Linked DNA regions of Homo sapiens: region 1 is linked to region 2. The links are chromatin contacts, found by Hi-C or POLR2A ChIA-PET in ENCODE. All regions are on one chromosome and are shown on one strand. Each heading gives the region's core, a stretch centred on a gene start or an enhancer-like site at or near the end of the contact. The rest is flanking DNA. Distances are from core to core; before and after follow the strand shown. Region 1 overlaps GNAQ (G protein subunit alpha q). Region 2 overlaps GNA14 (G protein subunit alpha 14).

What was found. A loop is a pair of places that touch in the nucleus more often than their neighbours do. ChIA-PET counts read pairs that join two places held with the same protein, here RNA polymerase II (POLR2A). Pooled maps may share reads with other maps.
Region 1: a loop to region 2 is called in a pooled map, with 6 times the contacts of the local background. The contact joins two enhancer-like sites. A Hi-C loop is called at or near these places in 1 of 168 maps with a recorded cell type or tissue (spleen) and 8 of 50 pooled maps. POLR2A ChIA-PET finds 5 or more read pairs at or near these places in 1 of 52 experiments (activated T-cell).

Annotation. Positions count from the first base shown.
Region 1 is chr9:77,716,708-77,719,407 of GRCh38, reverse strand. It overlaps GNAQ (G protein subunit alpha q), which reads left to right. Exons shown (of 7, transcript NM_002072.5): 7 at 1-2,700. Among named protein-coding and RNA genes, the nearest start is that of GNA14, 70 kb to the right of the region's middle. Within about 2 kb of position 1,332, at least 3 of the 41 ENCODE cell types and tissues checked have a DNase peak (open chromatin) inside an H3K27ac peak, as active enhancers do.
Region 2 is chr9:77,475,030-77,478,062 of GRCh38, reverse strand. The region is part of intron 2 of GNA14 (G protein subunit alpha 14); the gene reads left to right. All of the region lies in intron 2 of GNA14-AS1 (GNA14 antisense RNA 1), which reads right to left. Among named protein-coding and RNA genes, the nearest start is that of GNA14-AS1, 29 kb to the right of the region's middle. Within about 2 kb of position 1,707, at least 4 of the 41 ENCODE cell types and tissues checked have a DNase peak (open chromatin) inside an H3K27ac peak, as active enhancers do.

The DNA.
Region 1 (2,700 bases), core at 83-2,582, 240 kb before region 2:
ACAAACAGACTGCCTGTAGGTATAGTGCAATTACAAATGCTCTAATCATTGTACATACATCTCTCTTGATATTGCAGCATCCATACTGGCTTTGTAATCATTAATTTTTTGGCAGATTGAATGTGCTGTATTGATATGTATCTATGTAATTGTATTGTATGTCTATAGCTAATTCACGTTTTGAATAATGTTATTTTATTTACTTTTTTAAGAGAGGAGAATGTAAATTTGTCAGTTTATTTCTGACTAGGGATATTTTCTTTCCATTTAGAAAAGAAGAAAAAAAAAAAACCTTACTGTCATACAGAGCGGTACTAGCGTCGTGCTGTATAAAATCATTTGCACATTCCTGAGTAGAGGTATACTGATTATAAGACCCAAAGGTAATTTCATAGCAAAATACATAAAATCAGTCGGAGCTTTTATACAAACATGGAAACCAACTTTGTAGAACTTTTGCCATTTGATCTAGGATTGGAATATGAGCTTTTATACAATTCATATTCTTATTTGGCAAATGCACAGTTTAGTATTACCTCTCTGATGGCCTTTACTAGAAAGGCAGTTTTAGAAGCTATTGTGATCCACTAAGGAAATGTTTTAACAGCTAGAGACCACTGCTTGCCTGAAAGGGCGTTCTTAAATTTGGTGCAGCAAAAAAAAAAAAAAAAAAAAAAAAAATTAAACAACAACATTTGAAGGCCTACAGTGTGTATAGAGAAAACCTCATCACAAGATCATAAGTGTTACAGTTTTAGGGAATCAAGATATTCTATTTAATAGAGCTATAGTAAATGTAGTCAATTAAACCTGATCTCAAAGCTTGAAGAAGCTGAGCAAAACAGGGAAAGATTGTTATATTTGTCTTTATGAAATTGGGATGGAATTTGCTATGCAGAATTGAGGTTTGTGGCTTCGCTGTTCCTGTAGGGTGCATGACAAGATCCCTTCTCTTGAGAAAGGAAAAAATTGATCACCCTAGCAGCAGTGATGCATAGAAACCTAATTTTAGCCACACCAGTCAATCGAAGCTAAAGGATTTTCTTTTTTGTTTCTTCGGGGTTTTATTGAAGGGGCTAGGGGCGGGACGGGATTCTTTTCAGTTTTGTATAAAAACAAAGTTTACTCATGCTTTATATTATATTGTGATTGCAAGCGTTATAAGCGTGTGCCACTGGCCTCCTATTGTTGATGCTTAGGTAATGGAGGCCTGTGGTGAGTTTTATGGTGACTTGGGCATGTCTTATTCAAAAACAAAAACATAAAACACAGAAACCTTTCTTCAGCATACCAAGGCAAGCAGCCATTTCATGACTCACTTAACACATTGCAGTGTACCAGTTTACAGATGATTTTTCCCTTTTTGCGTGACATGGCAGTTCTAACCCCCAGAGAATTCCTTATTTGTAAATTGGAAGTTTCTACTATGCCTTACAGAGCTTAAATTCAGAAGTTTGTGCCTCATATCTGAAACAAAGGGAAATAACACACCCATTCAAAAGTAAATAAATCTCCTAGAAGTTTTTGTTTTTAACATTTCCATATAAAGAGCTCTGTTGAATGTCATGAATAGACTGGAAAAAAAAATTTTAAGAACCTGCATATGTTGTTTACTAGCAGATGACAACTACAAAAGGAATCTGAAGAACACGTAAAACTTGTATTTTTTTTTTTTTGGTAGATTAACTAGCAGGCCTATTTTAAAAAGGTAATTCAGCTAAAGGGCAATTTACTTTTTTGTACTTCAGACTATCTTGATTGTCAAAGTGTACGAACTGTAATTTTAAAATTTATACTGCCACATGATTGTAAATTTTAGTTGTCTTAAGTTAGGAATTGGTGAAAAGCTATTTATGCTGGATTTGGGTCAAAATGACTTATTTGCAAAAAAATAAATAATGGGAAGAAAGGGCTGTATAATGAAATACTGCAAGACTCACATATTGGTTGGAAATTTCCCTCAAATCACCTACCGATTACCCTTGATTTCCCTTTGTTTTCAGTTTCTCAAAACGAATGAAATGAAATATAGCAGAATGTTAACCCATATAAAAATAAAGTGTACCCAAATATTGTAATGTATATTGCTGCTCTTCTTCAAATTAAATAAGGGTTTAAAACCACTTAATTGGTAATCAACATCTCAATTGATACAAATAAGGTGTGCTTGGTATACATTAATATTTTCTTCCAAAGATATATCTTTGGTTAGAAACACAAAAAAATAAAACTAGTAATATTGTATGTTTATCTATCTCTACATATTTCCAGCATATGTAGCGTTAATAGATCTGTCCTGGTAACTGTGTCTTTGGGATTTCATTTTGGTTCCATCAAATTAGGAAAAGAAATGGCTTAGTTGTATATGATTAGCTAGAGATTTTTGGAGCCAGACACCTGCTGTTTAGTAGATAACTTAGTACAGACCCTAAACTTGTCATTTGTTTTTCTCACAGAATAGCCATTTCCTGCTGTCTTCCCAATGATCACTGCCCTTTCAATAACACTCTTGCCTCTAGAATCATATGTTCAAAGTATGAATACACACCTAGCACATAGTAGGTGCTCAAATATTAATTTCCTCCTTGCCTTCCTTATCTACCCTGTGTCCTCCATTTCCCCGTATGATTCCAACCCAATATAGCAAATGACATTTACATGTTATGAAAACATCTATTGGGTAAAATCAGATCTTGGATA
Region 2 (3,033 bases), core at 458-2,957:
TACCCTAAAACTTAAAGTTTAAAAAAAAAAAAGACACCTTTAAAAAGGTCTCTCATTCTGTTTTCTGTGTTCTTGCTTTCTAAACTCCCATCAGATCGCTATTACACTGCCTGGATAGTTCTTTAATTTTCTTATTATTTTATTTCAATTTCTGCATTTTTCTCTTTTTATTCTGTTGAAGGAATTTCTTCAATTTTCCTCACCTGTCTTTTGAACTTTTAAAATGTTCTCTTTGTTCTCCAATTCTTCCTTTTTTATGGGACTCTGTTCTTGTTTCCAAGATTTTTCTCTGATTCTTGGAGATAATAATTATAAGTTTTATAACATTCTTCTTCTGTTTTCTACAGTGTCACTGCTTCCCTCAAATAGCTTCATTTTCTTCGTATCTTCCTTTCTGTTTTATTTTGGAGAATGTCTTTAACTGCCTGCTAACTTTGACTGTTCCTTCTTTCTTAGAAGCAAGGCACTATAAAAGAGGATAGGAAGTTCTGTGCTATGGGTGGGTGATTAGATGGTGGCCTATTATGAGACTTCAAATGCCTGTAATTATTAGTTAGGCTTTTTCTCCTGAGCAGGTCTGTTTTTGAGGAATGTTCTGATTTCAACTCTGGCTGCCATATTCTCAGCAGGGGAATGGGGCTGGAGGGCTCAGGATTCAGTACATGGACTTTTACTTAACATATCTGTTTTCTTTCTTTTTTTCCTTTTCTTTTTCTGAGACATGATCTTGCTGTGTCACCCAGGCTGGAATGCAGTTGCAGGATCTCAGTTCACTGCAACCTCTGCCTTCTGGGCTCAAGCAATCCTCCCACCACAGCCTCCTGAGTACTGGTGCACGCCAGCACACCCGGCTAATTTTTGTATTTTTAGTAGAGACAGGGTTTCGCCATGTTGCCTCGGCTCGTCTCGAGCTCCTGGCCTCAAGCAATCCACCTGCCTCAGCCTCCGAAAGTGCTGGGATTACACGTGAGAGCTACCGTGCCTGGCCCATACCTGGTTTCAAAATGCACCTTCCTCCTTAAACTATACTTGGTGCCTGTATGTCTTCTGGCTGAGGGAGCAAATTACAGAATCCTGACAAGGTGGAATGATTGTGAAGGGTGGAAACTCAGCTGTTACTCATGCAGTCTTTCCCTGAGCCAACCCCACTGCCTTGAGGAACACCACCACCTTTCTAAATGGTGGGCCTTTAACCCAGAAGGAGCCTTGAAATGTTCCCAGGTATGAACCCACTGACTTCTTTTGGGTTTCTCCCCAAGAGATACAAGGTTTCAGCTTTCTCTCCTGTTAAGTGCTATGTACTCACTCATCTGCATCTCTTTTCCATTTTCTCAAATTTTCTTGTTACTCCTCCACAATAGTTCCAATTCATTTTATCCTTTTCAGTTTATAGGACTTGCCTTTAAACAAACAAACTACTATCCTATCATTTTATTAAGCCTTCAGGAGAGAGCATATGTGTTGAAGTCACCAGTTGTAAGAGGCAGTATGGCCCTTATTCTTTTCACACTGCCTCCCTGACACAGATAATCTTCAATTATACAGCAAATGTTTCTATATGTGGACCCTCTACACTCCTGTGTGGGAGCTTTACGATTCTGTGTGTGAACTGGTATTCTGATTTTGTTCATTCAGAAGACAACAATGAGCCAGCTGCTCTGCTGTGCTCTGTGGCCTCCCCAGAGATGAAGATGTCATTTCCTGCTCTCAGGGCGCCTCCCCCTCATTACCTAGAGATGGCGATGCTGGGTTTTCAGTACTCTGATATTCTGTGCTATTTTAACGTACCAAGAGAGGCAATCTTGTTGGTGTGATTTTGTCATTTCAGTATTTTAGAAAATCTAAAATCTGAATCATTTCCCCAGGAAGTTGGGTGCTACTTTAAGGACTAGATTCTTTCATTTCTAAAGCATTCTGACCACATCCCTCCCCTGTTTAAACCCATCTAAGCTAAGTTATTGTTGTTGTTTGAATTCCAATTTCCCAAATTACTTATAATGCAGAGCATCTCTTTTTGCATTTCTTAGTCACATGTATTTCTGCCAAGCCAATTTAGTCATCAGAAGTCTAAGCTCAAGGGCACACTTAGGCCTGCTCCTGCTGTGTCCTACCTACTGAGGTGACAATTTTAGGGGGCTAAGGGGATATGCCCACCATGCCTGCATCCCTCTATCTTTGGGTACCCCAGAACCCCAACACCCCAACCCACAGCATCGAGCAGCTTCTAGAGCCCACGTAGGTCTCCTTTCCAGATATGTCTGTTGAACAAGGGCAGCATATGCTCTCCTAGGTGCACGGGGTTTGTGCAGAGACCCAAGAATGCATGTCCGGTCCCCTTAAATTTTGTGCCCTAGATGATTGCTTATCTCAACCTGATCTTTCCCTGGGAGGATGCTCTAGAAAGAACGAAGAGGAGTGGTGAGATTTAGAGGAGAGGGGAGCAAGGAGGGAAGGAAGGGTCCATGCTCAGTTCTCAGACCCTCCTCTGGAGCCAGACCACTTACTGCCTTCACAGCCAGATTCCCCCAGCTCTCTCTACTGTTTTACCGAAGGACCAGAGCCATTCTCCTAGGGCCTAAGCCCCACATTCATCCCCAGGATACATTTTAGGTAATGTACAATAACTACTCAAGGACAGGTGTTGTCATTTTGCTTTAATGTCACAAGCCCTGTCATCCAACTAAGCCTTTTCAAGTTCTGATCCTAGTGACCATGTTTTCTTAACCATAGCAACTATTTCTGCTTGTCATTATATACCCACAGCCTGACTGTGGGCGTAGGTGATTACCAGTTGAACAAATTCCCTTGTATAGCCACACTGGAGAAGAGGGTTTATATCAATAGTTTGTCTTCCATGTCAGACCTGTTCTCATTGTGGCATTCCATTATTATGTGAATTTCCATCACTGAGTGACGGAAGCAATATAGATGAGTTGTCTCTTCATTGCCTCTGGGCTTGTTTCAACACAAACAGCTGCCAGCCAACTTGGGTGTGGATCACAAAATTTTATGTCCCCCATAAAAGAAACACTG